2 separate regions of the Mus musculus genome follow, and region 2 is linked to region 1. A link is a loop called in an ENCODE intact Hi-C map of the cell type or tissue named here. Cell type or tissue: gastrocnemius. All regions are shown on one strand. Each heading gives the region's core, and the rest is flanking DNA. Links, peaks and the distances in the headings are about the cores only.

The links. Hi-C counts contacts between places; a loop is a spot of excess contacts. Peaks named below come from ENCODE experiments on the same cell type or tissue, not always from the same donor. Only the 100,000 strongest peaks of a DNase experiment are listed, where the experiment ranks them.
Region 2: it touches region 1 in a loop (2.6-fold over the local background); 3 of 42 quality-filtered maps call a loop at or near these places.

What each region holds. Positions count from the first base shown.
Region 1 is chr1:52,836,573-52,852,933 of GRCm38, forward strand. It overlaps Hibch (3-hydroxyisobutyryl-Coenzyme A hydrolase), which reads left to right and starts at 8,466. Exons shown (of 14, transcript NM_146108.2): 1 at 8,466-8,572. The coding sequence starts at 8,538. In gastrocnemius, for the core only: a CTCF peak has its summit at 8,624; DNase peaks (open chromatin) are centred at 7,359, 7,736, 8,371 and 8,982; H3K4me3 peaks cover 2,175 bases; H3K27ac peaks cover 2,101 bases.
Region 2 is chr1:53,024,500-53,040,860 of GRCm38, forward strand. No RefSeq gene overlaps it. Among named protein-coding and RNA genes, the nearest start is that of Mstn, 29 kb to the right of the region's middle. In gastrocnemius, for the core only: a CTCF peak has its summit at 8,278 (motif pointing left); no DNase peak of the experiment used is centred there; H3K27ac peaks cover 118 bases.

The sequences.
Region 1 (16,361 bases), core at 4,512-12,511:
GTGCACATCTTTAATCACAAACAATGAAGGTAAAATTGGTTTGTAGAAGGAAGCATCCATGTTGGAAAGTGATGTCGACTTGAGTAGAAGACAAAATGGCAAAGCAGAGGAAGATTCGATAGAACAGGATATGCCCAACTCTCAAGAAGAGAGAGGAAAGAGCGGCTACTAAAGACAGCAGTGCAGAGAGAAAAAAGAAAAAGGGGGCAGTTTTACTGGGATAGCAATAGATAGACTGTAGAGAGAGCTAGACCCAGGTAAAGACAGAACAAGCCAGAGAATGAGAAGGAGCCAGAAGATTAGAACAGACTGACAAAGATAGTTTGAGGCCAGGCAGAGCAAATTGTAAGACACCCATAGAAGCCAGTTTGAATAAGTTGGCATGGAGAGGAGTTTTGAGCCAGAACAGCTGAGTTGAATTAGCCAGCCAGAGATCAGAAAACTAGAAGGGACAAGCTTACTCGGCATGCAGTATCAGTGCTGAAAACATTCTAGGCCTAGATGAGATTGTATGGAGGCTAGAAACTTCCAGAACTAGGCCTAAGTTGGCAGCTTAAGGCAGTAAGCCTGAGACAACAATTATCTCTGTAGAATAAAAGTTATTGTCACAATACAACCTATGTCTGATACTAGATGGCCAAGAATCTGAGATCGGATAGACCACTGGCTTAAGGGAAAACTAAATACTAAAGGAACACAGCAATAAATGAGTCCTAATGGCAGTTTGCTGTGCCCATAGATACCAGTGCCTGACTCAGTCATTATCAGAGAAGCTTCCTCTTGAAGTAGATGAGAACTAACAAGAGACCCACATCTGGACAATGGGCAGAAAATGCAACACTTTGGACAACTCAATCCTAAATAGGAGGTCTTCATCAAACCCTTGATAGGATAAATGTGGAGAGGGTGGGTACCTTTGGTGGACCTCTTCAAAACTATGCCTGCAACAGATCTAGTATAGGAGGTTTCCTTGGGGAGGGGGAGAGCAAAAAGTCATCTTGGAGTGGGAACATGTGGGAGAGGTAGAGGCAGGCAGGCAGGCAGGCAGGGTCACAAAGAGAGGGAACAATGGGAGACTCAGAGACAGAAAGAGAGGGGAGGGAGAGAGAGAGAGGGAGTCGGAGGGAGGGATAGAGGGGAGGGGAGAGGAGGGGAGGGGAGGAGAGGAGAGAGGTGAGGGAAGGCAGACAGATCAGGAGTGGCTGGGGCCCCACTTATGCATCTAGCACACCTGGCACATCTGGCAGCAGTAAGTGACTATGGTTGCTGAGGGCTGGCTAGTGGGAATGCCTGATTACTAACACCCTTCCCTCACTGCTCAGGGAGCTATGCAGAAGAGGAGATAGAAAGATGGTAAGGGCAAGAGGCAAACAGGACTGACACACACACACACACACACACACACGAACTCACAGAGACTGTGGCAGTGAGCACGGGGCCTGCACAGGTTCAAAGAAGATGGAGTCCCAGTCCTGAGCAGGGAAAAATGAACATGAGTTTCCATCCCTAACCAAGAAGCTATCTTCAAGCTACATCCACTTGCAAACGAAAACTTAGTTTTCTTCAGTATAGTCTCACTGAATATATAAACCACACTTAAGGGTAGGCCTCATCCCCAACAGTAAATAGCAACACAAACTCAATGGTGCCTTTGTAGACTTTTTGTCTCATACTGCTGTGTTTGGGCAATTTGTGTCCTACTGGTTTTTTATGTATTAGGGATTTTGATTTGTGTTTCTATGGGTTTGGGTTTTGTGTGTGTGTGTTTGTTTTGCCTTTTCTTTCTTTATTCTGAGTTGTTGATCTATTTTCTAAAGTTAAAGGGAAAAAAAAGGCATGGAGTTAGGTGGGTGGGGAGGTGGAGAGGATCTGGGGGGAATTAGGAGAGAAGAAATCATGATCATAATATATTGTAAGAAAGAAATGTTTTCAATTAAAAAAAAAAAAAGGAAAGGCCGGGCAGTGGTGATGCACGCCTTTAATCCTAGCACTTGGGAGGCAGAGGCAGGCAGATTTCTGAGTTCAAGGTCTACAGAGTGAGTTCCAGGACAGCCAGGGCTACACAGAGAAACCCTGTCTCGAAAAACCAAAACCAAAAAAAAAAAAAAAAAAATAGGAAAAGTACTTTCACAGATTAACAATTTTGGTTGCAGAGGGGCTCATTTTACTGTAGGTGCAGAACAAGGAGATAGAGCCAGATTTCATTAGTTAAGCCTAACACACCTCTAAAACCTCAGGCTCCAGCAGGCTGCTTCGCTGCACATGGAGATTAAGTGAATGGCAGCTCAGTTAGAGCTGTTGAGCCTTGTGACATGAGTGGAGGGTATGCAGTATCTTTTGTGAATGTATACACAGCTCCGCATTGTTGGTGGCCACTGACAAGGCCTGTTTTCTCTTTCTTTCTTTCTTTCTTTCTTTCTTTTTTTTTTTTTTTTTTTTTTTTTTTGGGTTTTCAAGTCAAGGTTTCTCTGTATAGCCCTGGCTGTCCTGGAACTCACTTTGTAGACCAGGCTGGCCTCGAACTCAGAAATCCGCCTGCCTCTGCCTCCTGAGTGCTGGGATTAAAGATGTGCGCCACCACTGCCCGGCTAAGGCCTGTTTTCTAAACACACCTGTGATCCACCTCTGTGTGTGTGTGTGTGTGTGTGTGTGTTAAGAGAGTGAGAGGCCTTCAGCTGTGTTGCCTCAGTCCCTTATGTGAGTGCACATTGAACTTTGTACAGGTGGCCTATCATCTGTGTGTGCACTCTGTGTACCAGGTCCCTACAGTCAGCAGAGAAGAGAACTGTGAGAGGCAACAAGGAAAGCCACTTCACCATGACTTAGTTAGCTGGGCTGGGCAAACTTCTGTAATCTTACCCCAAGTAGGTTTTCTTTCCTTCCTTCCTTCCTTCTTTCCTTCCTTCCTTCCTTCCTTCCTTCCTTCCTTCCTTCCTTCCTTCTCTCTCTCTTTTCTTTTCTTTTCTTTTCTTTTCTTTTCTTTTCTTTTCTTTTCTTTTCTTTTCTTTTCTTTTCTTTTCTTTCTCTTTCTCTCTCTCCCTCCCTCCCTTCCTTCCTTCTCTTTCTGTCTGTCTGTCTGTCTGTCTGTCTGTCTGTCTTCCTTCCTTCCTTCCTTCCTTTCTTCCTTCCTTTCTTTCTTAAAAAACATATTTAAGCACATATTTTACTTTAGAATAAAGTTTTCTCTCAACAATTATCACAACAAAATGGTATGGCTAAATTGAAGCACATTTGCAAAGTATGCATCTTTTGCAAAGTACCTATGACCTCTTCCACTGGAATGGCTTCTATTGAGTGAAAGCAATGCTCAGGATAAGGGGATTAGGGTGAAGCTGGGCTCTACAGAACAGCAAAGATTACCAGGTTATTAGCACAACCATTCCCAGCCTTGAGGGTGGAAAAAAAAATCAGGTATGCACATTCCTTCCGCAGAAGAGAAAAGTGTCTGTGTTAAAAACAGTTCTTGTTTCTCTATTGCTATTTGTAAAGGGGGGTGGGTGCTTGTGAACTTCAATATTTGGCCTGCATGCAAGGGTACATGAGACTGCCACATTCACTGGATAAATTACACCATTGCAGGATATATGTTCTGAAACAGCTGACTCCGTTTTTCTTTTTAGTTTAACCATGTTAGATTTCAAGCCTGTCCTTGGGTGCAAGTCACCTTGATTTTTGTTTTGTTTTGTTTTTACTTATTTTTTGTTCTTCCTCAATAATTTTGTGAATTACACATTGTAAATTGTTTCCATTGTTCCAAGAACTGACTGACCATAAAATATTTCATGGTATGTTAACTGTCTATTCATAACACATACCTTTCCCATGATCATAAACACATACACACACACTTCAAAATTCTGCTTTTCTTAATCACTTGTAATTTGTCAAAAAAGGCCTTTCTGTCTCTAGTCTGGTTTGCTTTCATTTTCTTACTCCTGATAAGAGTGTAAAGTCTGTTCTGGTTGATATATATATATATATTGCCATGCAGAGTCTCAGTGGATATCAACACCATAACACTTCAACCCTGATATTGGTTTCTGGATTGTTTTGACATGCTCTAGGGACTTAATTTAAATCTTGACAAATTTTATACTCTTATTTTTTCCCACACAATCAGGTCTGTGCTATTGGGTATCTTTTTTGTGCACCGTGTAAAGACTTTGTATTGTTCAAATGCTGATACGTGTGGCCGAGATGTTAAGGCAGACTGGACTTCAACATTGTTAAACATCACCTGTCTTAGTGTTTTGTAAACACCCCGTCCAAACCTTTTGATTGGTTTAATAAAGAGCTGAATGGCCTATAGCAAGGCAGGAGACAATAGGTGGGACTTCTGGGCAGAGAGATAGGAATTCTGGGAGAGAGTGTGAGGTGGGAGATTTGTTATTGAGATGCAGAGGAATTTGAACTTATGAAACAAAGGAAAGGCATGTTTGAAAGTGACATCTAATTGAGGGGCAGATAAATTGAAGAATCGGAGAAATATTTGACTGAGTGAGTCAGAGATAGGATACACCCAACTCTCTTGAGAACAGCACAGGAAAGAAACTATTTAAGAGCATGTAGTTCCACTTTGTACATTAAGAGTTCTACATCTTCAGCTGAAGGCAGCAAAAGGGGACTGTTGTTTTCTATAGGCAGCTAGGAGAAGACTGGATTCCACACTGGTGGAGTCCACCTTACACCTTACACCTTACACAGTGATCCACTTCCTTGAACAAGGCCACACCTACTCCAATGAGGCCACACCTCCTAATAGTCCCACCCTTTTGGGCCAAGCATTCAAACACAAGAGTCTATGGGGGCCAAACCAATTAAAAACACGATACCTTTCCTGTCCTCCTCCCTTCTCCTTCCTCCCTCTCCCATACAATCCCACTTAAGTAAAAGTATTAATCAGAAAAGAAGTGAAGTGCTAATATATGCAGCAATGTGAATGAATCTTGAAAAATGCTATGTGGAGTAAAAAAAAAAGCTAATTGCAAAGGCCCACATATCGATTATACACTATGTGCCCATGGCAGTCATATGGGCCATCAAGCAGAATTCCTCGGTGGTCTCTGCTTCCTTTGAAGTCACGGCAGGAATTATTCATAAACTGTAAGCTGAAGTAAACCCTTTCCTCCCCAAGTTGCTTTTGGTCACAGTCTATCACAGCAATAGAAAGTAAGCTAGGTTAGATATGGTGTCCTTGTCTAATAATGAGAATATTATACAATCAGTAGTAATGCTGAGTGTTGGACTGATTTCTTAATGTACAAAGTGAAACGACATGATCCTTTCCTAGGAAATTATTAGAGGCTTTCAAGATAGTTCACTGGGTAAAGGCACACAACTGAGTAAAGCCCGACAACTTGAGTTCATCCCTGAGACTCAAATGGTGGGAGGAGAGAGTCAATTCCTGCAAGTTGTTCTCTGACCTCTCCATATAAACCATTGGACTTGAATGTGTATAGATACACACAATAAAATAAGTAAAGAAATAAATAAATAAGGAAAAGTTTCAATGGCAGAGAATTAAGTCAAAATAGGGCCCCTCTAAGCATGAAGACTGCGAAGCACAGACCCCTTTCACATGAAGTCAGGAAAAAGATGGTTTGGCTCTAGCTACAATATAAAAGTTCATCTTTCCAGTAACATATGCTGCTGCATAGGCTAACAGATTCATTCCTTCCCTGAGTGAATAGGACACGATGCCTTTTGACTGTGAAGCCAAATGGCAACCACTTGTACCTATTCGAGGACTAACTGCAGGTCAGGAATTCTTTGTGTCTTCCACTTGTATGGTGTCTGTTGGCTTCCTCTGTTCTCTAGCCACTATTATATTTGGTCCAGGACAGAAAGATCATTTCTGATCAAGTATCTTACAATATGCCAAAGACTAAGAATAACTTCTTTAAGGTCAGGGTATACTTCAGTGGATGACAAACACCCCTTTAATTTTTCACTCTGAAACTCTTCTCAGATTCCCTCATTTACTATTAATATGCCAACACGTTTTTGTTGATGTGCTTACAGCTAGACATCTGTATGAATCTAGAAGAAACTCAAGAGTAGTGGGTGTCTTGGTTAGGGTTTTACTGCTGTGATTAGACACTATGACCAAGGCAACTCTTATAAAGACAGCATTCAATTGGGGATGACTTACAGGTTCAGAGGTTCAGGCCACTATCATCAAGGTGGGAGTATGTCAACGTCCAGGCAGGCATGGTGCAGGAGAAGCTGAAAGTTCAATACCTTGTTTGGAAGACTGGCTTCCAAGCAGCTAGGACAAGGGTCTTAAAGCCCAGCCCACAATGACACAGTTCCTCTAACAAGGCTACACCTACTCCAACAAGGCCACACGTCCAAATAGTGCCACTCCTTTGGGCCAAGTATGTTCAAATCACCACAGTGGACAGTTAAATATGGGGTTTATTTAATAAGCTGCTTTCCAGAACAGGTATGTTTTCACTGATATTTCTAGTTTGTGAGCATTCTCTTAATCAGATATTTTGTCTCAGAGGAAGACTGAGGGATCTGTAACTTTTCTGAAGATAATTAGCAATGTTTCGAAGCAAGTTCAGCTATGTAGAGTACTAAACTCTGGTCTTTCCTCAATGTCAAATGCATCTCATATGTTTCTGACTCAAAGAACATTTAATTTACTTAGTTTTCCTAGACAGGGTCTTGCTGTGTAGCCCAGGTGACCATTCTGTTTCAGGTTTCTGAGTGCTGGAATTATAGGTGTGTGTCATCGGGTCTGGTTTAAATTTACCTTTTCATTAAAAAATTATTAAAATTACACAGCCAGGCATGGTGGCACATGCCTTTCATCCCAGCACTCGGGAGGCAGAGGCAGGTGGATTTCTGAGTTCGAGACCAGCCTGGTCTACAAAGTGAGCTCCAGGACAGCCAGGTCTATACAGAGAAACCCTGTCTCAAAAAACCAAAAAAAAAAAAAAAATTACACAAACTCCTTCAGATCAATTAATACCTGCTGATTAAACTTAAAAGCCAAACATAGATAATCAACTGGGCATTTCAAGACAGCCTAGTCTAGGGAGCAAACTCCTTTCCTTTCCATTTTTTAAAGTAAAAACCACTACCGTATTTATTGTTTCTCAATATTACAAAGAAAAGGCAATGCAATCTTTTTACATTAAATGTGGTAGTAAAAAAATTATATTTAAAGGTTTTTGAAATTTCTTATTAGATATTTTCTTTATTTACATTTCAAATGTTATCCCCTCTCTTCCTTTCCTTCTCCTATGGAAACCTCCTATCCCCTCCCCCTTCCCCCTGCTTCTGTGACAATGCTCCCCCAACCAACCAACCCCCCTCTCTGGCTTCCCCATCCTGGCATTCCCCTACACTGGGGCATCCAGCCTTCACAGGACCAAGGGCCTCTCCTCCCATTGATGCCTGACAAGGCCATCATCTGCTACATATGCACCTGGAGCCATGGGTCCCTCCATGTGTACTCTTTGGTTGGTGGTTTAGTCCCTGGGAGCTCTGGGGGTTCTGGTTGGTTGATATTGTTGTTTGTCCTATGGAGTTGCAAACCAATTCAGCTCCTTCATTCCTTTCTTTAACTCCTCCATTGGAGACCCTGTGCTCAGTCCAATAGTTGACTGTGAGCATCCACCTCTTTGTCAGGCTCTGACAGAGCCTCTCTGGAGATAGCTGTATCAGGCGCCTGTCAGCAAGCACTTGTTGGCACCTACAATAAAAAGTCTCTGGGTTTGGTGACTATATATGGAATGGATCCCCAGGTGGGGCATTCTCTGGATGGCCTTGCCTTCAGTCTCTGCTCCACACTTGCCTCTGTATTTCCTCCTGTGGGTATTTTATTTCCTCTTCTAAGAAGGACCAAAGCACCCACACTTTGGTCTTCCTTCTTCTTGAGCTTCTTGTGGTCGGTGAATTGTATCTTGCCGAGCCTTTGGGCTCATATCCATACTGTGTGTTCTTTTGTGATTGGGTCACCTTACTCAGGATTGATACTTTCTAGTTCCATCCATTTGCCTAAGAATTTCATGAAGTCATTGTTTTTAATGGCGGAGTAGTACTCCATTGTGTAAATGTACTACATTTTCTATCTCCATTCCTCTGTTGAAGGACATCTGGCTTCTTTCCAGCTTCTGGCTATTATAAATAAGTTTTTCTACTTTTCTCTTTGCTTTGGTTACTCACCTCTCAGCTTTCGTCTTGGCTCCTCCTCTTCCTCCTCCCCTCACTAGTTAACGCCCCTAGCCAGGACCCGCCCCACCTTTACCCGGCCTGGCCCTGTCTAGTGTGGCCCTGCCCACTGCTCTTGCTGGTTTCCTAACTGCTCCTGTTTTGCCCCGCCCCGCCCCGCCCGGCCGGGCCCGTGAGCGTAGCGCAGCGGAAGTGTAGGCGTTGGGCCGCTCTGGCCCACCGGAGGACTTGTCATCAGTGACCCCGGCTCTCCTCTGCTCTCATCGGCTGTGGGCGGGGCTGTGGGCGGGTCTAACTACCAGAGCCGGTGGAACCACTACACTCTGCTTCTTCTGCTCTTGGGTTTTTAGGCCATGGGGCAGCCATATGCGTGGCGGCTCCTGTCGAGGTGAGTTGGTGAGCAAGGCAGAGCTAAGGGCCGGCTTGGGGGAAAAGGCTCACAAGTGTCCCCGCAGGTCTCGCAGATCTAGTCGCCTTTGTATGGCAGCCTCTGCTTTGCTGCCCCGCGGCGACCTCAGCGGCGATCGCAACGACATGCGTCCTCTGACTTTGCTCTTTTTCTTGCAACAGCACCTTCATTTTCCGTCCTCTAGCATCTGTTAGGCCTTGACGTCCCACAACTTTCTCCCCCCTCCGTTTGTCTCCTATTTATTTTCTTTCTTGGAACTGGGCGCTGTGTGGGGACGTGCCACCTGATTTACTGTGTAGGGTATTTTCTTAAGTCACACAGAAATGACAGGTTGTGTACCTGGGCTCCGGGTAAGGAACTTGATTATTTCAGCTAGCAGTAGTAGCAGCGCAGGCAATTGGAACTCACAGAATAATGTTGTGACCATTTAGCGTGGCTTGACCGGAGCAGTGCAGATATTAACTTTCTAAGAGTGTCTCTCACTGCAATCGGACCTTGGCAGAAGGAAATGTGGTAGCACCCATTTTAGGAGCTTTGGCTAGTGTAATTCCTTTTCCCCAGTACCATACGCAAAAACTTCAATTTCCCCCCTGTGGAACTCTTCACTGAAGTACTTTTGGGCGATGAAATGTGTGCTGTTAGACATCTGTGCAGTCTAGGAGCATCTCAGACGTGGAACGCACCCTTGTTCCGTCTGCACGTTTCTTATGCCTTACAGTCTGTTGTGGAAGGTTCCTGCAAAGGCATAGAATGTTTCTTAGTTCTAAATGAGTAGTTACCAGTGGAGTTAGGGAGATGGTTCCGCGGTTTTAAGAGCCTATACTGCTCTTAAAGGACTGGCTAAGAGGACAAAGTTCTGCTTCCCGTGTGGCTCATAACTACCTTTAACTCCGTCTCCAAGGAATCTGATAGTTTCTTCTGGATCCATTGGACACTTGTACTTACATGGGCATACATATATACATAGTTAAAAACACATCTTAAGCCGCGCATGGTGGCGCACGCCTTGAATCCCAGTACTTGGGAGATAGAGGCAGGGATTTCTAAGTTCAAGGCCAGCCTGGTCTATAGAGTGAGTTCCAGGATAGCCAAGGCTACACAGAGAAGTCCTGTCTCAAAAAACAGAACAAAACAAAACATCTTAAAAAGAATAGTGCCTTTTTAGCAGAAAGCACCAACGATACTCAGGTATTTTTGTTACATGTAGAAGTTGCCTTGCTTCTCTTTTTTCTTTTGTGGTGAATAATAGCATCTGCTCACATAATCATTGTTGTTGCTTCTTGATGATGGCAAATTCTAAATTATTTGGGAACAATAATTTAGAGGCATGTATATTAACAAAGTTAACTTCATCTAGAAAGATTCTGTCATTACTGTGGTTCAGCTTGTCCCTATTTCACTCCACATTTCAACATGTAAAGTGCCAGGACCAAATTGGACAGTACTGATCTGAGGTCTCCCTTTCCTAGATCCAGTCCTGGGATAGCAAAAGGGATTGGAGACAAGGTCATGCAGTCAAGAGGAGCGGATTCCACAAACCTGGAGGGAGATCCGGAGAGTTTCTGGAAGGAAAGGGGCGGGTGTGCCTTGGTTGATGTGATTGGCTAATGCCATTGAACTTAGCCTTCCTTTGCTCCTCTGGTGCTGTCCTGTGTTCCTAACATTGCAGTGCCAGTTTAGCAGTTGGGTGGTTTTCTCTGTCTCAACAGCATTTCTTTAAGAAGAGAACTTTCAAATGTATTGTATAGTTGATTATTCTGAGTCCTATGCCGAATGCTTCAATTGTACTTCAAATGCAATTGAATTCAATTATATGTCAGCTAGATCTCTAAATGATCTCTATCACTCATTTTTGTCTTTTGTTGGATACTAAGCTATGAGTTTCATTGTGGCAGTTCTGTACACACTGTTTCTGTGTTTCTGTTGTTGGTTCTATCCCCACTCTCCTCCCCTGGCTGTCAGTGTGCTGGTCAGCCCTCCTCCTCTACTCCCTAGCTCTTCTGCTTCATGGCACTTTGGTCTTTTACTCTCATTCCCTCCCTACCATCCTGTAGCCTTCCCTTAAGAGATCCTTTTCTGCTCTCATGGTCCTGTTTTAGTTTAATGACCTACACTTACCATCAATCTCTCTCTCTCTCTCTCTCTCTCTCTCTCTCTCTCTCTCTCTCTCTCTCTCTCTCTCTAGCATCCACAGACATGCTGTATTTGTCTGAGCCTGGGATACATTGCTTAACATAGTGTGCTGACTAGCTTTCATGCCAACTTGATACTAGCTGGAATCATCTTAGAGGAGGGAATTTCAGTTCAGAAAATGCCTCCATCTGAGGGGGCTTTAGGTAATCCTGTAGGGCATTTTCTTAACTAGTGATTTACGTGGGAGGGCCTGGCTCTTTATGGATGGTGACATCCCTGTCCAGGTGGTCTGGGGTGTTAGAAGAAAGCATGCTTGTCATGAATATGCCATGACAAGCCCATAAGCAGCACTCCTACCTGGCCTGTTCATCAGCTCTTGCCTCCAGGTTCCTGTCCAGTTTGAGTTCCTACTCTGTCTTTGTCTTCCTTCAGTGATAGGAAAGTGTAAGCCAAATAAAGCCTTTGTTCCCCAAGTTGCTTTTGGTCTTGATGTTTCATCACAGCAATAGAAACCCTAACTAAGACACATGGTAACTTCCAGTTCCTGCTTTCCTGCCAATGTCATGGCTTTCCTGCTCTCAATTTCTGTTGTGCCCATGTGCCACAGTCTCCTTTATCTGAGTTATTGATGGCTGTCTAGGCTGCTTCCATTTGTTTGCTGTTGTGAATGATGCAGCAGGAAACAAGCACCCAGCATCATTTTGGTAGGGCCTGTAGCCTCCTACTGTTAGCTATTTCTCCCACCCTCCCAACCCTTGCCTCTTCTTGTAGATGTATATATCACCCTCAACTTAACACTTGTACACTTTGCAGAAACTGAATGGGCTCACTTTCTTCTCCCAGCTTGAGTGAGTCCTGGATGTGAATGATACATAAATGTTACTGAGTTTTACTTCAGTGCCTGCTCTCACTGGCTTAGAAGCTCTCCTAAGTGCCTTCCTGGTAATGGAGTGAAATACAAGCTTACTAGCCTGGATCTCAAGGATTTGAATCTACGTTTCCTTTATGGGTAAAATAATCTGTTGTAGCTACGGGGAAGCACTGTTCTGGGCACTGGTTATGCTGTAGGCAGTGTGGGCCAGATATTCTTACCAATCCTTAAGTAAATACTTAAGACCAGGTGATATTTAGTTACTGACCTTGATAAGTACTTTAAAGAAAAAAAAATTACAGATTGTAAAGCCAGCTTTAGATAAAGAAGGCTAGCTAACTCTGTAAAAAGATTGCTGTTAGCCGGGCGTGGTGGCGTATGCCTTTAATCCCAGCACTGGGGAGGCAGAGGCAGGCGGATTTCTGAGTTTGAGACCAGCCTGGTCTACAAAGTGAGTTCCAGGACAGCCAGGGCTACACAGAGAAACCCTGTCTCGAAAAACCAAAACCAAACCAAACCAAAACAAAACAAAAATAAAAAAAAACAAAACGAAACAAACAAACAAAAAAACCAAAACAAAAAACCCAAAACAAAACAAAACAAAACAAAAAAGCAAAACCAAGACTGCTGTTAAGCAATATACCTGTTGCACTCTGCCTGCCTACATTGTTCAAGCAGGATGCTGCTTGCTGCCTTTGTCCTTCATGTCTGGTTGGACATCAGTGCAATTTTTGAGGCTTACTATGCATTCTTAGAAATCTGTGCCAGGAGACACAAACCCAAACAGACCAAGCAGAAACATGTAGTGATGGTCACTACATGATAGCAGTGGGGGCCGGGCGGGGACTGCTGGGTGAAGGAGAAGGCTCTTTGCCTCAGAGACAGCTTCTCAGCTCTGGCATCGATGCTGTTGGTAAAATGTACACCTACTGTCCCTGCAACTGTCAGAGTGTCTTTTAAAACTTTTGTACCCTCTCAGTTGGAAAATGGCAGCTTAGACAAAGTCTCTTGATTTAAACAAAATGTTTGTTGTTTTAAAATAAACGTTGACTAAATAGGAACAAAGTAATATCAAAAGACACTCACAAACCAGGCATAAGTTCTTAGCATTCATTGTGAGCTACAGTGTTTGTATTTATCTCTTACAGATAGGTACAGGTTCTGGTGCCTCTGGTGATCTGTGCCTGTTACCTCCTGATGTGTCCTCAAGTCCTCACCTCTCTGTTAAGCTTCAGGGTCTTTTCTTCATTTGTTATTGAGTGTTTCTGCTTTATGTCACCGCATACGCAACCTAAAAATCAAATTCTTATTCATCCTATAAAGCAGCCAGTGACCTTTTAAGGACACTGCACTCTCTTTCCTATTCTTGCGTAAAGTCCTCTTTGTTTCCAGAGTTTTCACTTCACCACCCAGTAAACAAGTGGCTGTGTTCATTTCACCCGGGTTGCTTATCTGCCTTTTGACCTGTTCACCCTGAGGGCTGCTGGGGCAATCTCCTATCACCCTACATTGCTTGAACACTTTCAAATACAGCTGTGTGATTTTGTAAACTTATATTTGCTTTATTGGATAATTTGTAAAGAAGTTTTTGACATTTTTATTCTAAGATTGTGGTGTTTTGTTTTTGTTATTGTTTGTTTGTTTGAGACAGAGTCTCTCTGTAACTCTGTAGACTGGGCTGGCCTTGAACCTGCCTCTGCCTCCCCAGTGCTGGAACTGAAGCCATGCACCTTAGTGTGTATTGTACAAAGTTCCATGTCCTGCCTTCAGTCTCTTCTATAGTAGGACTCTGGTGGAGTAAAAATATTCTGCATTTTGAGCCAGGTTCCAGTGTACACATGGTCCTTGTCTAGGCTACAGTTGAAAAACTAATTTCACATTGTCTCCAGGGATTACATAGGCTTGCTGATAACTGGACAAAGACTTCCGAACTTCCACAGATGTGTGGAACCTTCCCCTGTCTCCCAAGGGCAGCTTTGGAGGTAGCAGAAAAGTGAGAGATGATTAAGCTTGGAATTACTTGTAGCTTGAACTCTCAAATATCATGCTTTGTTTTTGTTGTATGTAATAGGGATTGAACCAAGTGCTGTATCATTGAGCTATATCCCAAGCCCCAAGTTCAGTTGTTAAATAATAGTTTACTATGCATAGCACTAAATGGAGACAATATGATTAGTATAGGCAATGGCAGAGGATTTAGTTACACTTAACCTTTCTTCCCTTGTCATCCGTCTGTCTGGTATGTTTGTGCCTGCAAGTGCCTTGCCTAGTGCTTTGCACTTGGGTGTGGTAGGTGTGGGCTACCTTATTTTGATGCCAGCAGAACTGTATCTCAAATTAAACTGGGATTTGAAGTTAGGCCCATGTTTTTCATGCCCGCATATGTCTTGGGGAGTGGTTAAGTTTGAGCTGGCATATAGGCACTCGCCTTATTAAGGACTCCAGAATCTTTTGGGCCACTTGCTTGTACTCTGTCATTTTGTGACACTTTAAACAAAATTCCCATGCCTGTGCCTCACCTCCATAATTTAAACTTCACTGGGGTTGTTATGATCAGAGTTTTGGTGTATTTGCTAGATTCTTCAGCAGATTCTAGTGTACTCTCATGGGGGGACACTTGAGTCTTTAGCAGATTCTGGTGTACACACACACAGGAACACTGGGATCTTTAGCAGATTCCAGTGCACACACACAGGGGACACTTGTCTTCAGCAGGTTCTAGCTTATAGACGAATGGGAAACACTGGGCTCTTCAGCAGAGTGTATTGTATTGCATCCTTACCAAATTAGGAAAAATTATAGATTCCACATTCTCATACGCAAAATAAATAATCAAAATATAAATTAAAATTTCATGGACTTTGATTTGTAAAATACATTTTGATTACAGAAAATTAAATGGAAAGTTTGTGCAAAAATTTTAATAAATATCTAATGGCATGTACAGTGTTATACAGATTAGTTTGAACACATCTCCACTATTCATTTCTCTCTCCTAAATCTCTGACCGATGTTTATCTTTGTGTGAATTTCAGAATTCTGCCATTTTCAAAATATCCTACAGTTGAAATCTCACAGTGTTAGTCTTTTCAGTTTAACTTTCTAGAAGAAAACATTATTTAATTTTCATTCTAACATTTGTGGGATGTTCGTGTTGGTAGCTCATTTCTTTTTGTGACTTATATTCTTGTATGGATTTATTTAAGAACACCATGGTTATACCTATGTTTTGGATTTATACATGAAGCTAATAAAATGCATGTGTAAGTTTGCAAGTTTTCTTGTAAGTGTCTGGCTCCTTTAACTCAAACTCGGAGTAGGATGATTGGATTATATGGTATTGTAGAGAACTATCCTCAAATATAACAACCATCATCTTCACAGACGCACACGCACGCGCACGCACATGGCAACACACACACACACACACACACACACACACACACACACGGTGCATTCCAAACCCAGGGTTGTAGACTCTTGACAGAGAGACTTAGTGGACCCTCACCTGAGATTCCAGCCTCTCCCTCCTACACCTCCCAGTCTTTTGTCTGTAATTTTGTGCTAATTGCACATGACCTTATGTTATGGTCTTGGAAGGTGCCAGAGTGTTTAGATCATGGAAGGCTAACAGAAGCAGGAACATCATCCATGCAACTGTGGGAAAGTTGACAAATTTGCTGGGACAAAACATTCTGGTGGCGTGGCTGCTTAAAGTTACACGTAAGCACTGTAAGTAACCCTCATACATGCTCTGTAAGTAACCCTCATACATGCTCTGTAAGTAACCCTCATACATGCTCTGTAAGTAACCCTCATACATGCTCTGTAAGTAACCCTCATACATGCTCTGTTAGTAACCCTCATACATGCTCTGTAATTGTAACCCTCATACATGCTCTGTAAGTAACCCTCATACATGCTCTGTAAGTAACCCTCATACATGCTCTGTTAGTGACCCTCATACATGCTCTGTAAGTAACCCTCATACATGCTCTGTTAGTAACCCTCATACATGCTCTGTTAGTAACCCTCATACATGCTCTGTAAGTAACCCTCATACATGCTCTGTTAGTAACCCTCATACATGCTCTGTAAGTAACCCTCATACATGCTCTGTAATTGTAACCCTCATACATGCTCTGTTAGTAACCCTCATACATGCTCTGTTAGTAACCCTCATACATGCTCTGTAAGTGACCCTCATACATGCTCTGTAAGTGACCCTCATACATGCTCTGTAAGTGACCCTCATACATGCTCTGTAAGTAACCCTCATACATGCTCTGTTAGTGACCCTCATACATGCTCTGTAATTGTAACCCTCATACATGCTCTGTAAGTAACCCTCATACATGCTCTGTTAGTGACCCTCATACATGCTCTGTAATTGTAACCCTCATACATGCTCTGTAAGTAACCCTCATACATGCTCTGTAAGTGACCCTCATACATGCTCTGTTAGTAACCCTCATACATGCTCTGTTAGTAACCCTCATACATGCTCTGTAATTGTAACCCTCATACATGCTCTGTTAGTAACCCTCATACATGCTCTGTAAGTAACCCTCATACATGCTCTGTAAGTAACCCTCATACATGCTCTGTAAGTAACCCTCATACATGCTCTGTAAGTAACCCTCATACATGCTCTGTAATTGTAACCCTCATACATGCTCTGTAAGTAACCCTCATACATGCTCTGTAAGTGACCCTCATACATGCTCTGTTAGTAACCCTCATACATGCTCTGTTAGTAACCCT
Region 2 (16,361 bases), core at 4,498-12,497, 190 kb after region 1:
ATAAAAATAAAAATACTTTAAAAAGAACGACTGTGGTCCAAGTAGTGTCATAAAGGGGGCCATGTGCATCAGACCAAAGAGCTGGAAGCTGCCCTTTATAGTTTAGAAAGTAATTTCTTTGGCTCCTGATGAAACAGAACCATTGTGAGATTTTAAGAATGGATGGAGTTCTGGGAAAGGATTTGCGGGTAAAATGAATCATTCTGGAGTAGCCTTAAACTGAACCATCATTTTAAAGACCCCAAGACTTAGGAAATAAACCTCTGTCTTAATACAAGATTTTAAGAGGCCTATGAGGTCCTAGAACTGTTAAGCTTGCTGGATGCCCTTCTTTCAGCATTACAGACAAAGACATTCCTAAGTTATGTTGTATGTTTGGTCACTGTATTTAAAGAGCCAAAACAGAACGTTTTAAATTAGAACTGCCATATTATCCATATCCTTCTATTGCATACATGACTGTCTTAGGGTTTTATTGCTAGGAAAAGACACCATGACCAAGTTAACTCTTACAGTGGCAAACATTTAAGTGGGGCTGCCTTACAGTTTCAGAGGTTCAGTCCATTATCATCATGGTGGGAAGCATGGCAGTGTGAAGGCAGACTTGGTACTGGAGGAACCAAGAGTTCTACATCTTGATCTGCATGTAGCAGATCTCTTCCACAGGCAGCCAGAAGCAGGGTTTTTTCTGTACTGGGCAGAACTTGAGCATAGGACCTCAAAACCATATATTGTCCAACAAGGCCACAACTACTTCAACAAGGCCATACCTTCTTTTAAATTTTTAATTAATTAATTATATACTTCATATTTTATCCCCTGGCCCCCCACCACCCACCCTCCTACTGTTCCACATCCCATACCTCCTCCTCACTCCCCTGTCTTCACGTGGATGTCCCCACCTCCTATCCCACCTGACCTCTAAACTCCCTGGGTCCTTCAGTCTCTTGAGGGTTAGGTGCATCATCTCTGAATGAACACAGACCCAGCAGTCCACTATTGTATGTGTGTTGGGGGCCTCATATCAACTGGTGTATGCTGCCTATTTGGTGGTCTGGTGTTTGAGAGATCTTGGGGGTCCAGATTAATTGAGACTGCTGATTCTCCTACAAAATCGCCTATTTCCTCGGCTTCTTTCAGCCTTCCCTAATTCAACAATGGGGGTCAGCTTCTTCTGTCCATTGGTTGAGTGCAAATATCTGCATCTGACTCTTTCAGCTGCTTGTTGTATTTTCCAGAGAGTGGTCATGCTAGGTCCCTTTTTGTGAGTGCTCCATAGCCTCAGTAATAGTGTCAGACCTTCAGACCTCTCCTTGAGCTACATCCCACTTCTGGCCTATCAGGGGACCTTCTTTTCCCCAGGTTCCTCTCCATTTCTATCCCTGTAATTCTTTCAGACATGAACAATTATGGGTTGGAGATATGACCCTAGGATGGCCCCTTTCTCCCTCATTTGATGACCTGTGTTCCTGCTGGGCATCAAATGAGTTCTCTCTTCCTACTGTTTGGCATTTCATCTAAGGTTCCTCCCTTTGAGTCCTGAGAATATCTCACCTCCCAGGTCTCTGGTACATTCTGGAGGGTCCCCGCTCCCTCTTAACCCCCGAGGTTGCCTGTTTCCAATTTTTCTGCTGACCTTCAAGAGTTCAGTCCTTTTCTCTCACTGAATAGCAGATCTGGTTGTCCCCCTGTTCATTTTCCCTCCAGGTCCCTCCATCCCTCCCCATTTATTATTGCGTTCTTCTTCCTCCCAAGTGGGACTGAGGCATCCTGACTTGGGCACTTCAGCTTGTTGGTCTTTTTCAGTTCTATGGACTGTATCTTGGGTATTCTGTACTTTGTGTGTGTGTGTGTGTGTGTGTGTGTGTGTGTGTGTGTGTGTGTGTGTCTAACATCCACTTATTAGTGAGTACATACCATGCATGTTCTTTTGGGTCTGAGTTACCTCACTCAGGATGATATTTTCTAGTTCCATCCATTTGCCTGCAAAACTCAGGATGTCCTCATTCTTAATAGCTAAGTAGTATTCCATTGTGGAAATGAACCACATTTTCTGTATCCATTCTTCTGTAATGGGACATCTGGGTTGTTTCCAGCTTCTGGCTATAACAAATAAGGCCACTATGAACACAGTGGAACACATGCCCTGTGACATGGTGGGCCATCTTTTGGGTATATTCCCAAGAGTGGTATAGCTGGGTCTTCAGGTAGATCTATTTCCAATTTTCTGAGGAACCTACAGATTGGTTCTCAGAATGTGCCAGTTTGCAATCCTACCAGCAATGGAGAAGTGTTCCACTTTCTCCATATCCTCTCCAACATGTGTTGTCACCTGTGGTTTTGATCTTAGCCATTCTGATTGGTGTAAGGTGGAATTTCAGGGTCATTTTGATTTGCATTTCTCTGATCATTAAGGACTTTGAACATTTCTTTAGATAATTTTCAGCCATTCAAGATTCCTCAGTTGTGAAACCTTGGTTTAGTTCTATACCCCCTTTTTGGATTCGTTTGTTTGTTTGTTTCTTTGTTTGCTTTTAGTGATTAACTTCTTGAATTCTTTATATATTTTGGATGTTATATCCCCTCTATCAGATGTGGGGTTAGTGAAGTTTTTTTCCCAATCTGTAGGTTGCTGATTTGTCTTATTGACTTTGTCCTTTGCCTTACAGAAGCTTTCCAGTTTCCTGAGGTCACATTTATCATTTCTTGATCTTAGAGCACAAGCCATTGGAGTTCTGTTTAGGAAATTTCCCCCTGTGCCAATGAGTTCAAGGCTCTTTCCCACTTTCTCTTCTATTAGATTCATTTTATCTGGTTTTATGTTTAGGTCTTTGATTCACTTGGACTTGAGCTTTGTGCAAGTTGACAAATATGCATCTATTTTCATTTTTCTACATACAGACAACCAGTTAGACCAGCACCATTTATTGAAGATGTTTTCCTTTTTCCATTGTATATTTTCCGCTTCTTTGTCAGAGATCAAGTGTCCATAAATGTGTGTGTGTGTGTGTGTGTGTGTGTGTGTGTGTGTGTGTGTTTCTTGGTCTTCAATTCTATTCCCTTGATCAATGTGTCTGTCTCTGTATCAATACCATGTAGTTTTTAATCACTATTGCTGTGTAGTAAAGTTGAAGTCAGGGATGGTGATTCCCCTAGCTGTTCTTTTATTGTTGAGAATTGTTTTCGCTATTCTGGATTTTGTTTGTTTGTTTGTTTTTGCTTTGGGTTTGGTTTTTCGAGACAGGGTTTCTCTGTATAGCCCTGGCTGTCCTGGAACTTACTTTGTAGACCAGGCTGGCCTCGAACTCAGAAATCCGCCTGCCTCTGCCTCCTAAGTGCTGGGATTAAAAGTGTATGCCACCACACCTGGCCCTATTCTGGGTTTTTTGCTCTTCCAGATGAATTAGAGAATTGCTTTTTACTTATCTTTGAAAAGTTGTGTTAGGATTTTGGTGGGAATTGTACTGAATCTATAGATTGCTTTTGGTAGGATGGCCCTTTTTACTATGTTAATTCTGCCGATCCATGAGCATGGGAGATCTTTTCATTTTCTGAGATCTCCTTTGATTTCTTTCCTGAGAGACTTGAAGTTATTGTCATATAGGTCTTTCACTTGTTTGGTTAGAGTTACCACAAGGTATTTTGCATTGTTTGTGGCTATTATGAAGGGAGTTGTTTCCCTAATTTCTTTCTCAGCCTGTTTATCCTTTGTATAAAGGAAGGCTACTGATTTATTTGAGTTAATTTTATATCCAGTCACTGTTGAAGTTGTTTATCAGCTGGAAAAGTTCTCTGGTAGAGGTTTTGTGATTGCTTATGTATGCTATCATATCATCTGCAAATATTGATACCTTTATTTCTTCTTTCCAATTTGTATCCCCTTGATCTCTTTTTGTTGTATTATTGTTCTAGCTAGCATTTTGAGTACTATATTGAATAAATATGGAGAGAGTGGGCATCCTTGTCTTGTCCCTAATTTCAGTGGGATTGCTTTAAGTAAGTCTTCATTTCAGTTGATATTGACTGTTGCTTTGCAGTAAATTGTTTTTATCATGTTTAGGTCTGGGCCTTGAATTCCTGATCTCTCCAATACTTTTAAGATAAAAGAGTGTTGCATTTTTGTCAAATGCCTTTTATGTATCTAAGGAGATGATCATGTGATTTTTTTTGAGTTTGTTTATATAGTGGATTATGTTAATGGCTTTTCATAAATTAAACCATCCTTGCACTCCTGGGATGAAGCCTACTTGATCATAGTGGATGATGGTTTTGACGTGTTCTTGGATTCATTTGCAAGAATTTTATTGAGTATTTTTGCATCTATATTCATAAACAAGATTGGTCTTTAGTTCTCTTTTTTGCTTTGGTCCTTGTGTTTCAGGTATCAGAGTAATTCTGACTTCATAGAATGAATTAGGTAGTGTTCCTTTTCTTTCTATTTTATGGAATAGTTTGAGGAAAATTGGTTTCAGGTCTTCTTTGAAGGTCTCATTACACTAAATCCATCTGGCCCTGGGCTTTTTTTGTTTGGGAGGTTTTTAATGACCTTTTTCTATTTCCTTGTGAGATATGGGCCTGTTTAGATAGTTTATGTGCTCTTGATTTAACTTTGTTATGTGGTATCTGTCTAGAAAACCACCCATTTCGTCTAGATTTTCCAGTTTTGTTGATTATAGGCTTTTATAGTAGGATCTAATGAATTTTTAAAATTTCCTCCATTTCTGTTGTTATGACTGCCTTTTCATTTCTGATTTTGTTAATTTGGATACTGCCTCTGGGCCCTTTAGTTAGTTTGGCTAGGGGTTTACCTATAGTGTTGATTCTCTCAAAGAGCCAGCTTCTGGTTTTGTTGATACTTTGTATTATTTTCTTTGTTTATATTTGGTTGATTTGGACCCTGAGTTTGACTATTTCCTACCTTCTACTCCTCTTGGGTGAGTTTGCTTCTTTTTGTTCTAGAGCTCTCAGGTGTTCTGTTAAGTTGTTAGTATAAGATCTCTCCAGTTTCTTTACCACGGCACTTAGTGCTATGAACTTTCCTCTTAGCACTGGTTTCATTGTTTCCCAGAAGTTTGGATATGATGTGTCAAGATTTTCATTAAATCCCAGGATGTCCTTAATTTCTTTATTTCTTCCCTGACCAAGTTATTATTGAGTAGAGAGTTGTTCAGTTCCCACATGTATATGGGCTTTCTGTAGTTTTTGATGTTCTTGAAGACCTTAGGCCATGGTGATCTGGTAGGATGCATGGTATTATTTCAATCTTCTTGTATTGGTTGAGGGTTGTTTTGTGACCAATTATATGGTCGATTTTGGAGAAGGTTCCATGAGGTGCTGAGAAGAAGCTGTATTCTTTTGTTTTAGGATGAAATGTTTTGTAGATATCTGTTAAATCCATTTGTTTCATAACCTCTCTTAGTTTCACTGTTTCTCTGTTTAGTTTCTGTTTCTATGACCTGTCCATTGGTGAGACTGAGGTGTTGAAGGCTCCCACTATTATTGAGTGAGGTTCAATGTGTGTTTTGAGCTTTAATAAGTTTCTTTTATGAATGTGGGTGTCCTTGCATTTGGGGCATAGATGTTCAGAATTAAGACTTTCTATTGATAGAATTTTACTTTGATGAATATGAAGTGCCCTTCATCAAACTTGTTAACTTTTGGTTGAAAGTCTATTTTATTGGATATCAGGATGGCAACTCTTTTCTTGTTTGTTTGTTTGTTTGTTTGTTTCCTAGGACCATTTGCTTGGAAGACGTTTTTCCATCCTTTTACTCTAAGATAGTGCCTGTCTTTATTATTGAGTGTGTTTCTTGTATACAACAAAATGCTGGATCTTGTTTGCATATCCAGTCTGTTAGCTTATGTCTTTTTATAGGTGAGTTGAGTCCCCTAATATTCAGAGATGCTAAAAACAGATGACTTTTGGTTCCTGATATGTTTGTTTTTGTGGGTGGCTTTATGTGCTTGCAATTCTCTCCTTTTGGCTGTGTTGTGAGATGCTTAATATGTTGTCCTTTGTTGCAGGTATCTTCCTTGTGTGGGCATTTTCCTTCTATGATCCTCTGTAGGGCTGGATTGGTAGATAGATACGGCTTGAATTTGGTTTTGTCTTAGAATATTTTGGTTTCCCCATTTATGTTGATTGAGAGTTTTGTTGGGTACAGTAGCCTGGGCTGGCATTTGTGTCCTCTTAGAGTCTGCATGATCTCTGACCAGGCTTTTCTGGCTTTCATAGTCTCTGTTTGAGAAGTCTGGTGTAATTCTGACAGGTCTACCTTTGTATGTTACTTGGCCCTTTTCCCTGCAGCTTTAATATTCTTTCTTTGTTCTCTGAGTTTAGTGTTTTGATTATTATGTGACAAGATGATTTACTTTTCTGGTCTAATTTATTTGGTATTCTATAGGCTTCTTGTACCTTTATGGCCATCTCTTTTTTTAGGTTGGGGAATTTTTCTTCTATGATTTTGTTGAAGATATTTTCAAGTCCTTTGAGCTGTGAATCTTGCTTCTCCTCTATTCTGATTATTCTTAGATTTGGTCTCTTCATTGTGTCCTTAATGTCCTGGATGCTATGGGCTAGGATTTTTTTTTTTTTATGTTTTGAATTGTTCTTGACAGTTGAGACAATCTCTTCTCCTGTATCTTCGACACTTGAAATTCTCTCTTCTCTCTTGTATTCTGTTAGTGATACTTACATCTGTAATTCCTGACCTCCTCCCTAGGTTTTCCATTTCCAGGTTTGCCTCCATTTGTGTGTGTGTGTGTGTGTGTATGTGTGTGTGTGTGTGTGTGTTTTATTTTTGTTTCTACTTCCATTTTTAGGTCTTGGGTCGCTTTATTCAGTTCCTTCCCCTGTTTACCTTTGTTTTCCTGTATTTCTTTCAGTGAGTTATTGGTATCCTCCTTAAAGGACTCTATTATCTTCATGAGATAGGATTTTATGTCAGCTTCCTGATTTTCAGGTGTGTTGTTGTATTCAGGGCTTGCAATGGTGGAAGAACTGGGTTCTGATAATGTTCACATATATTGGTTTCTGTTGCTTATGATCTTGTGCTTGCCCCTTACCTTCTGGATATCCCTGGTATTTGTTAGTTTGGGTGACTGTCTGGAGTCTGCCTCTTTTGTTCCTGGGTTGCTTCAGGTCTCCTGGTAGACCTGCAGCCTTGGCTGTAGCAGACTACCTGTGGGGCCTTCGAACTGGGGGCTCTTTTCAGGGGCAGAGAAGCTGCTGATCTGTTGCCCTGGCTGCAGTAGATCTCCTGGGAGGCCTTCAGACTGTTGGGTCTTCAGTGGAGCAGTCAAGGTGTTGTCCAACTGCTCTGAGTGCAGCTGATCCTCAATTACTCTGCATGCAGTGGATCCTCAACTGCTCTGAGTTTAGTGGGTTCTCAAGTGCTCTGAGTTTAGTGGGTCCTCAAATGCTCTGAGTGCACTGGGTCCTCTAGGATGACTCAAGATATTGTGTCTTTAGTGAAGCAGATCAGCTAAGAGTCTGCCCCAGCAGAAAGGACGGAGCAGAAGGAGTGGAAGAGACTGAAGGGGAGTGGTATTTGGGATGGCGGGGGTTTTGGTGGGTGATGGGTCCTGAGTCTACTGGGCTCCCAGCAGCAGTTCTGGGACTCTAGGGGGGGGGGGTTCCTTACCACCTGCTCTGAGTGAAGCATGTTCTTTAAGATGGATCAGGATATGGTGACTTCACTGGAGCAGACCAGCCAAGAGTCTGCCCCAGCAGAAAGGGCTGGACATAAGGGGCAGAATGGATGAAAGGGGCAAGGCCATACCTTCTAATAGTGCTACTTCCCATGGGACAAGCATATTCAAGCCACCATAATGACCATTTCTGTTTCTGGTTTCATTTCATATATGTAGACTTTTTTCTATAAGGAGTTATAAGGCATCAACAAGACTGCAGAATTATAGATTTCTCAGGGACAGTAGGTTTTCTGTGTCTCAGAGGGTGTGAACACATTTGAGGGTACATTTTAGAAGAAAAAAATGTCAAGTTAGAATTAGGCTTTGTGTTTTTAAAAGGCATTTCTTAAATGTAGAAGAAATATAGTCATCATAGTTTTCCAAAGTTAAAAAGAGTGAGTAAATAAACACAATCAGAGAGCAAGAGAAGACAACAGCTTTCATGGGTTTTCCCATGTCCATTGAAGAAAATATGGGAACAGGGAGTTATTAGAGTCAGTGAAGCTAAAGAAAGAGCAGATCTGTTCACAGTCCAAACATGGAAGCTCACCAGATTTGTGAGAATAGTGACCCCTGCTGGAACCCATGTTATTTTCAACTCTAGAAGTTAAATGTAGGCTAGTATAAATTATGACTGAGTCTTTTTAAAACCTCACATTTCATTAATTCCTTCAGAATGTCATACTGTGCATTTCCATCATAGTCAGTGCTCCCAGACACACCCTCAGAGAACATTTGAATTTGGAAGTTGGAATTAGGTTCAGACAACATTTACTATTACTCTTTCATAAACAGGCTCTACAACTTGCTTTAGATCACATGCTGGACAATAAAAACTCCTGTTCAATCCTTGTGGGTGTTTAATCCAAGAAGAATTTTTTTTTTATCTACAAAATATCTGTAGCACAAAGACTGTAGAGGCCAAGAAAAATCTCTGGAGTATACAGTGGTTTTAAAACACACGTCTGATCTGGCTGACCACTATTAGCATGACATTTCAATTTCCCAAGCAGTGTTACACCATCCTCAGTTAGGTACTCCTACACCCTACTGGTGATAATGCACTACAAAAAAAAAAAGGCTTAAGAGGAAATGACATGACCGGCCGGCCCCTATCTTGAAGGGCTCCAACCCATTTGCCTCTGGTTCCTGCTCTGTAGCCATTGTTCAGGGGTCACACACCCACAACCCACCAGAGGGATCTCCAGTTTCCTTCAGATAAGCAACATTCTCCTGCTCTACTCCACACACCTGAGTTCCTCACACATGTCGTGGGCAGGGGTTTGTGTGTTTCTCCATTCTGTTGCAGTGCCACAAGGTGAAAGTTTCACAAAACTCCTTCTGCATTGCACTTTTTACATCTTTACAATTGGGATTACAGGACCAATTGTTTTTGCTTTGTTTTATGGCAGTGAGGACTTCCGTACCATTTTCCCTAAGTATGTCAATATGTGCCTAGCTTCTTTTTCTTTTTGTGTGTGTGTCTGTGTGGTGTTCGGAGAAAAATTTTTTAATTGTTAAACTGTTTTTTTAAAAAAGAATGTTGCTTATGTTTTATAGAAAAGGTGATGTTTTTGTCCTTCAGAAAGCAGAAAAGGCTTAGTAAAGGGGTTATGATAGATGTTTGTCGTGTTTAGACTCAAATGGTAACAGAGGTTTCTCTGCTTTCATTATCAAGGTCAGTACGGTCAAGATCAACACCCAAGGCTGCCACTGAGGAAGGCAGCAAGCCTCAGGGTGCATGGCTTTGCCTGACTGCTCATTTGACCGGGCAGACAGATAGATTCTCATAAGAAGAGGTCTACATTAATGCAATGGCAAGGATTTAACTGGCAAAAGTGAAGAACTTAAAGGCACTTTTGGAAACCAAGTAAAGGAGGTCTGAAGATGAGTTTTAAGATAGATATCTAAGAGTAGGCAGAGTCAGCTGATTTTTGTCTCAGATGAACAATACTGCTAGGCATCAACTGAGAAAGAGACTGTCAGTAGTCAAGTAGGCTGTTCCATATGGCCAACCCTTCAGATGCCAGTTAGCTAGTCTCATTAACTACTTACTCTGTGCTTGTACAATTGGTTCATGAAGATATTTGGGTCTTGGGAAAGCATGTTTGTTATATATGACTTTAGAAAGCATATCACCAAGGCTGATGTGGCTGCTACTGCTGGTGAGTACCCATCTTCAGTAACAACAGAGGCCAGTATGACATCACTATGGTGACATCACTCTCAGGCCTTGCTTGGTACTCAGTGACAGAGACTGTATTAGAATTGTATCACCAATGTAAGAAAAATGATGAAAGAACGTGTCTTCTTTCCCTGTAATTTCCTCTTGCCCTGCTACCTATGCAGTGACAGCGCTAAGGATGGTGGGACCTCCTAAATAATGCTTTTGACTAAGGGACATCATTTAAGAAAGATTCAGAGGGCCCATCTCATTACTAGAGAAAGACGAAATGATAATACAGTGGTGGAATGAATTATCTATCATTTACTTATGTTGTCAAATGAGATCATGAAGCTGCCCCACAATTATAGTAGACTTGCTTGTACAACTGTTTCATGAACATATATGAGTCTTGGAAAAGCATGCCATTCACTAATTTATCATGTTTTTTTCAAAGCCAGAATACTAAGCTAAGAACCAAAAGGTAGGAGTTGTTCTTTTATTTTAGTTTTATTTTTTTATTCACAAGCTCATGTTTCAAATTCCATGATGCAGTGCTCTTATATCTAAGTGAAGAATAATTCTTCTAAGAATCACCAGAAAAATTCTAGGATGTCCCTTCACCATGTACTCTTTATGCAACTAAAACCAACAGTCACTAGCTGATTCTGGTTATAAAATAAGAAAAGGGTTGGTACTGGCCTGCAGAAGGAAGAAGGAGGCTATGTCTAGAAGCCAAGGGGTTCCCTTGGCTACTGTCAGCATTCCCATATCGACTGTAAGAGTTATTGGAAGATTGGAGTCAGCCAAGCAGAGTAGAGGTGACTGAGAGTTGAGATACGTCCACAGTGCAGCCCAACTAAAGCATGAGCCAGGGACAGCTGTAGGGAGAATGCCTGTCAGTACTTAGGAGAATGTTGGCAGCATAAGTCAGAGGCAGAAGATGGACTTTGCATCAAGTTGATTAAGAAAATGAGAAATTGTTCTCCCGAAGCCCTTTCAAGGCATTATTTATAGTGTGACCCCAGTAAGAGTTCAAGTTGCAATCATTCCATATGTATAAAAGCCGAATGTCTTTTCAGAAACACTGATTATTTCTTTCACAATATTTTATGCAATATCAAGGACACTCAACAAGAAAGTGCCAAAGGTAGAGCTCAATGTTCAGTGCTTTTTACAGCTTCAATATTTGAAGATTACCATCGCTTTTCTTTTTAAGGCAGGATTTTCCTGTGTAGCCTAGGCTGAGTTAGGACTCTCTGTGTATAACAGATTAGCCTTCAACTCATGACAATCCTCCTGTCTCTGCCTCCTGAGTGTTAGAAAACAGCTGCACACTACCAACCTAGTTAGGAGTTAAAACCACTTACAATTTTTTACATTGATTAATTATATTATTTTATGTGTGGATGTTTTGCCTGCATGTTATCTGTGTACAACTTGAGTGTCTGGTGCCTATAGAGGTCAGAAGAGGGTGTTGGATCCCTGGAGCTGGAGTTACTGATGGCTGTGTGTAACCATATGGGTGCTGAGAATTGAACCCAGGTCCTCCAAGACATATGGTATTGAGCTGTTCCATATGGCCAACCCTTCAGATGCCATATGGATTTGAACTCAGGACCTCCAAGAAGAGCAGTCAGTGCTCTTAACCACTGAGCCATCTCTCCAGCCCAAAATAAATCTATTCTTCTTAGTGATGTATTAATTTTTATTTCATGTGCATTGTTGTTTTCCTGTGTGAGGATGTAGGATACCCCTGGAGCTTGAGTTCAGTTAGTCAGGAACGACCAGTGGGTGCTGAGACTTGAACCCAGGCCCTCTGGAAGGGGAGCCAATGCTCTTAACCACTGAGCCGTCTCACAGACTCTATTGCATATGCCAGCAAGATTTTGCTGACAGGACCCTGACATAGCTGTCTCTTGTGAGGCTATGCCAGTGCCTGGCAAATACAGAAGTAGATGCTCACAGTCAGCTATAGGAAGAAACATGGGGTCCCCAATGGAGGAGCTAGAGAAAGTACCCAAGGAGCTGAAGGTGTCTGCAACCCTATAGGTAGAACAACATTATGAACTAATCAGTACTCCAGAGCTCTTGTCTCCAGCTGCATATTTATCAAAAGATGGCCTAGTCAGCCATCATTGGGAAGAGAGGCCTCTTGGTCTTGCAAACTTTATATGCCCCAGTACAGGGGAACACCAGGGCCAAGAAGTGGGAGTGGGGTAGGGGAGCAGGGCAGGGGGGAGGGTATAGGGGACTTTTGGGATAGCATTTGAAATGTAAATGAAGAAAATATCTAATAAAAAATTAAAAAAATAAAATAGAATGTATATTTTCAAACCTTATATTGTCTACCATTTATATTTTAATATATTTATATATAATATACATAAATATATATAATTTAATTATAAGATACAACATGGGCTTATATGTAAATATAAATTATTTGTACAATTTTAACTTGTTAATTAAAGAATAAATTCAGGCAAGACAGTATATAGAAATGTCTTTTATTATATCTGGCATATGATATAAATATAATGGTAGCATTGATACAGACTGCATTAGTAGAGAGAGGCCTAGGGATTCATGAGATCTGACTTTCAATCTTAATCATGTTTTCAGCCTAAATTAAATGTTCTGTGCTTTCATTTCTTAGTATAATGGTTAGAGTAATTCTCATCTCTAACTTATGAGCATTAAACAAACAAACAAAAAACAACTTTTTTCCCCACTGGACTTGGCTCATTTCTTTATTGTTTGTGTCAGCAAAAATGCTAAGAAAACAGCTATGGAGTATTCCTTGAATGTATAAGCATGCTATAGTAGGTATAGGATGTATAGGCTCTGTGCTCATAATAATACATTTTATAGTAGTGTAAATACTACTCATAATTATACAGTTTATAGTAGTGTCTATACTTGCCTATATTCTACTGTATTATAGTAAAATACATTTAAGTGTCACAATGTTATGGGTGAGCAGGTTCAGAGTGCAGTTGTATTCCTTAGGTCAGTTAGCTGAAGGTAGGTACAGCATCAGGTATCTTCCACCCCTGGGGTGAGGGAGAGCTGCTGCCCGGACCTGACTCCAAGTGTAGACCAGGGTAGCCTGGAGCACAGGGATGAGAGTAGGCATGCTAGACTTCTTAACATCAAGTCTGGAAGAGCCATTGGCTACCTGCTTCTCAGGGCGATCAGGGCGGTAGTGGGGGGTTGCAATCAGGAGGGAATGCGTCAGCAGTGTTAAAACAAGCATCCCTGCTCCATCTGGAGAGCTAATGCTAAAAATAGGAGCTCTGAACATGGCTCACACCAGGTCCTTGTATAATTATCCGTCTTCACAAGATGTGCCTGGCACATAGGACTGAAGAGCCTGGAGCTGTGCCTGATATACACAAGGTACTCAATAAGTGTTCCTTGAGCTGAACGGCCTGGTGTCCTCTTCCAGGAACACTTCCTTGACTGGAACTGCATGTTGACATTTATTGGGTCTCACCAAGAGCCTGGCCCTGTATATAGCGATCACCTCATCCACTTGGCAAACTTCTGTTCATCCTTCAAGATCTAGCTCAAATGTCACCTGTTCTGTTAAACCTTCTTGACTGGCTCCAGCAAAGTGCCCATGTCTCCTCACTGACAGCTCTTTGCTCAACCGTCAGAAGAAGCCTTACCACACTCAACTTGAGTGTATCTGCTTACCAGTCTGTCTCCCACTCTGCAGTGTGAGGTCATCATGTATTTATTAATTTTTTTTTTTTTTTGGTTAGTGAGACTTAACTTGGAACCAGTGAAACTATTTTTAAAGCACTCTTGTAATTTTGCTGAAAGGACAACTCACATTTAATGCATTTACTCAGGGAACTTTATCCTTATAGACATAAGGTGAGGTAATATTTTTCTATAACCAAGGAAGGATGGTTTTTATGTGACTGAGAACGAATGAATTGTCTGCATTCTCACATGTCAGCTTCACCATCGAGTAGTTTCCAGGAGATGCCTAAGATGCACACACTAGTATCTATTGTGCAACCAAACTCATGTTCTCAGGATATCTTATTTACCAGGCAACCATGTGCTGGCAGGCCCAACAAGGCTGTAACAAAGCAAACAATGAACAGCTTTGTGTAATGCACATGCATGGGGCTCCTTTCCACGGGAGTGCTACCACCCCAAATCCAACTAAATTCAGATAATTCAGATGCTGCTCTCCTTACAACAAGGTGCCATCTTAAGGAATCCACCATGAATCAAAAGTAGCATACATCAAAATTATATGTGACAAGTGCAGCCTACTGAACAGTCTGCCTTAACAACAGAAACCCTGTGGCACTGTGACTAACCTGTGACTTGTGGCCACTGTTGCTGCCTAGCACAGCAAGAACATCACACTGCACATTGCTAGCCTGTGCTAGAGTTGATCTTAAATGTGAACTCAAAACTTCATATTCTAAGGGTTTGCTTACCAGCCTATCAGGAGGTGGGACATTAGGAACTCACTTCGCCAGCTATTACAGACATTTTGTGTTCCCCTCTCTTCTCTTTCCCTCCCAGTCCTTACCCTACCCTCTTGGCTACCATGAGGTGTAACTTCTTTTTAGAATTGTACAGTTTTGTCCTAAATTTTGCCTTTCCATTTTTCAAATTTCATTTACTGCATTTATCATTTTATATTAGTACCGATAAATTTGCCTGGGGATATTGTGTTATTTCATCGAGCCTAACTGTGGAATATGTAGATCATTTCCAGCATGCTCCATTACAAGCTTTGTGGAGATCGTTGAGAGATTTTCAGTATCTGATCAAAGGGTAACTCCTTTTCCCTCCGAAAAATAGATCTTTCTGGGTTAAAGGTCATGGCAAGTTTAAAATTTAAAGCATCAAGAACTAACTGAAAAGAGGGCTAAGCAAGCTAGGTTCTTGCTCTGAAAGCATGAGGGTCTGAGTTCAGATCCCCAGCACCCAGGTAAAGGCCAAGTGTGCCAGCAAGCTGTCTGAGCCTTAATGCTAGAGAGTGGACACAGACTTCAAGGCTGCTGTGACCTGCCAGTCTAACTGACAGGGTAAGTCCCAGGATCCAGGAAGACCCTATAGTAACAAAACAAACAAACAAACAAAGATGTAAAGCAATGAAGGAAAACAACTGACCACAAAGGTGTTGACCTCTGACCTTTGCATGTCCACATACCTTGTACACACATGCACACAGAGACAAACTGTAAAATGCACACTCCCATCATCTTACTCACTTTTTCTTATCAATATATGGGGTGATTAACTTATGAGGAAAAAGATATATTTAGTCCACATTTTCTAGAGAGCACATTTCCAGGCAAGATCAGGTGGCCCACGGCTTTGGGCACCTGATAAGACAACTCACCATGTGGAAACATGTGTTTCAACCACAGTACCATGTGGAAATGCATGCTCCAAGCCATAGCACCTTGTGAAAAAGTGTGTTCAGATCACAGAGCACCATGTAGAAACGTGAAGTCAGTCCACAGCACTACCTGGACGGGATAGCTCTCTGTTTCTACTCTAACCCTAACACTTCAACAAGAAACTTGTGTCCCTGATAATTTCATCTTCTTATTTGACTGTGAGGCTGAACATGTTTTCACAGCTAGATTGACTATTATTTTTGAGCGTGCTGGTTTAAAAGCAAGACAAAAATACACCTTTCCTCCCATTCTCTTCCCCACCCCTTGCTGTGTTGGGATGTTCCAGATCCTCTGTTTGAGGCTGTGTGTGATTAGCTGATACTGTAGTAGCCTTGTTGTTGTAAACCACTAGAACAGAATGTAATATACAAGAAATAACATTTTAAGAAAGTAACCACTATAGCATCATACTGTGGTACCTGAAAGATAGAAAATTAACAAAAACACGGCTGTGGTGTAAGAGCTGTTCCAGAGGCAAAGAGGAAAAAACCAGGCAGACTAGTAAGATAGAGCTTCTAAAGCAAGGCACTAAAAACCAATGAGATATCCACTAACTCCCACTGTGGGGGAGAGAGTCTGAGAAAGGGAGCTATGTCCACAATGACTGGGCATCTGTGGGGTATGCTAGTGTCCAAAGTAAGCTATACAGAAGTGCAGAGTGACCAAACAAAGCAAGACGATATGATGTATAACAGGGAAGAATAGTTGATAATAACTGACAAAACAATTCATAAGTGATACAATGTTCAGATGTGGACCACAGCAATAAAACAACACAATTATAAAAATGCTTATTGTTTTACCAGAAAGCATGAACATGAAAAAGAAAACATAAAAAATGGATTTTAGAGCAATAGAAATACAGCAGCTGAAATGAGAAACCTCACTTGGTAAGATTTGTATTACTTTCTTAGAACACAGATGTCCCTCAACAGAGGAAATGGATATAGAAAATGTGGTACATTTACACAATGGAGTACTACTCAGCTATCAAAAACAATAAATTTATGAAAATTTGCTTAGGCAAATGGATGGATCTGGAGAATATCATCATGAGTGAGGTA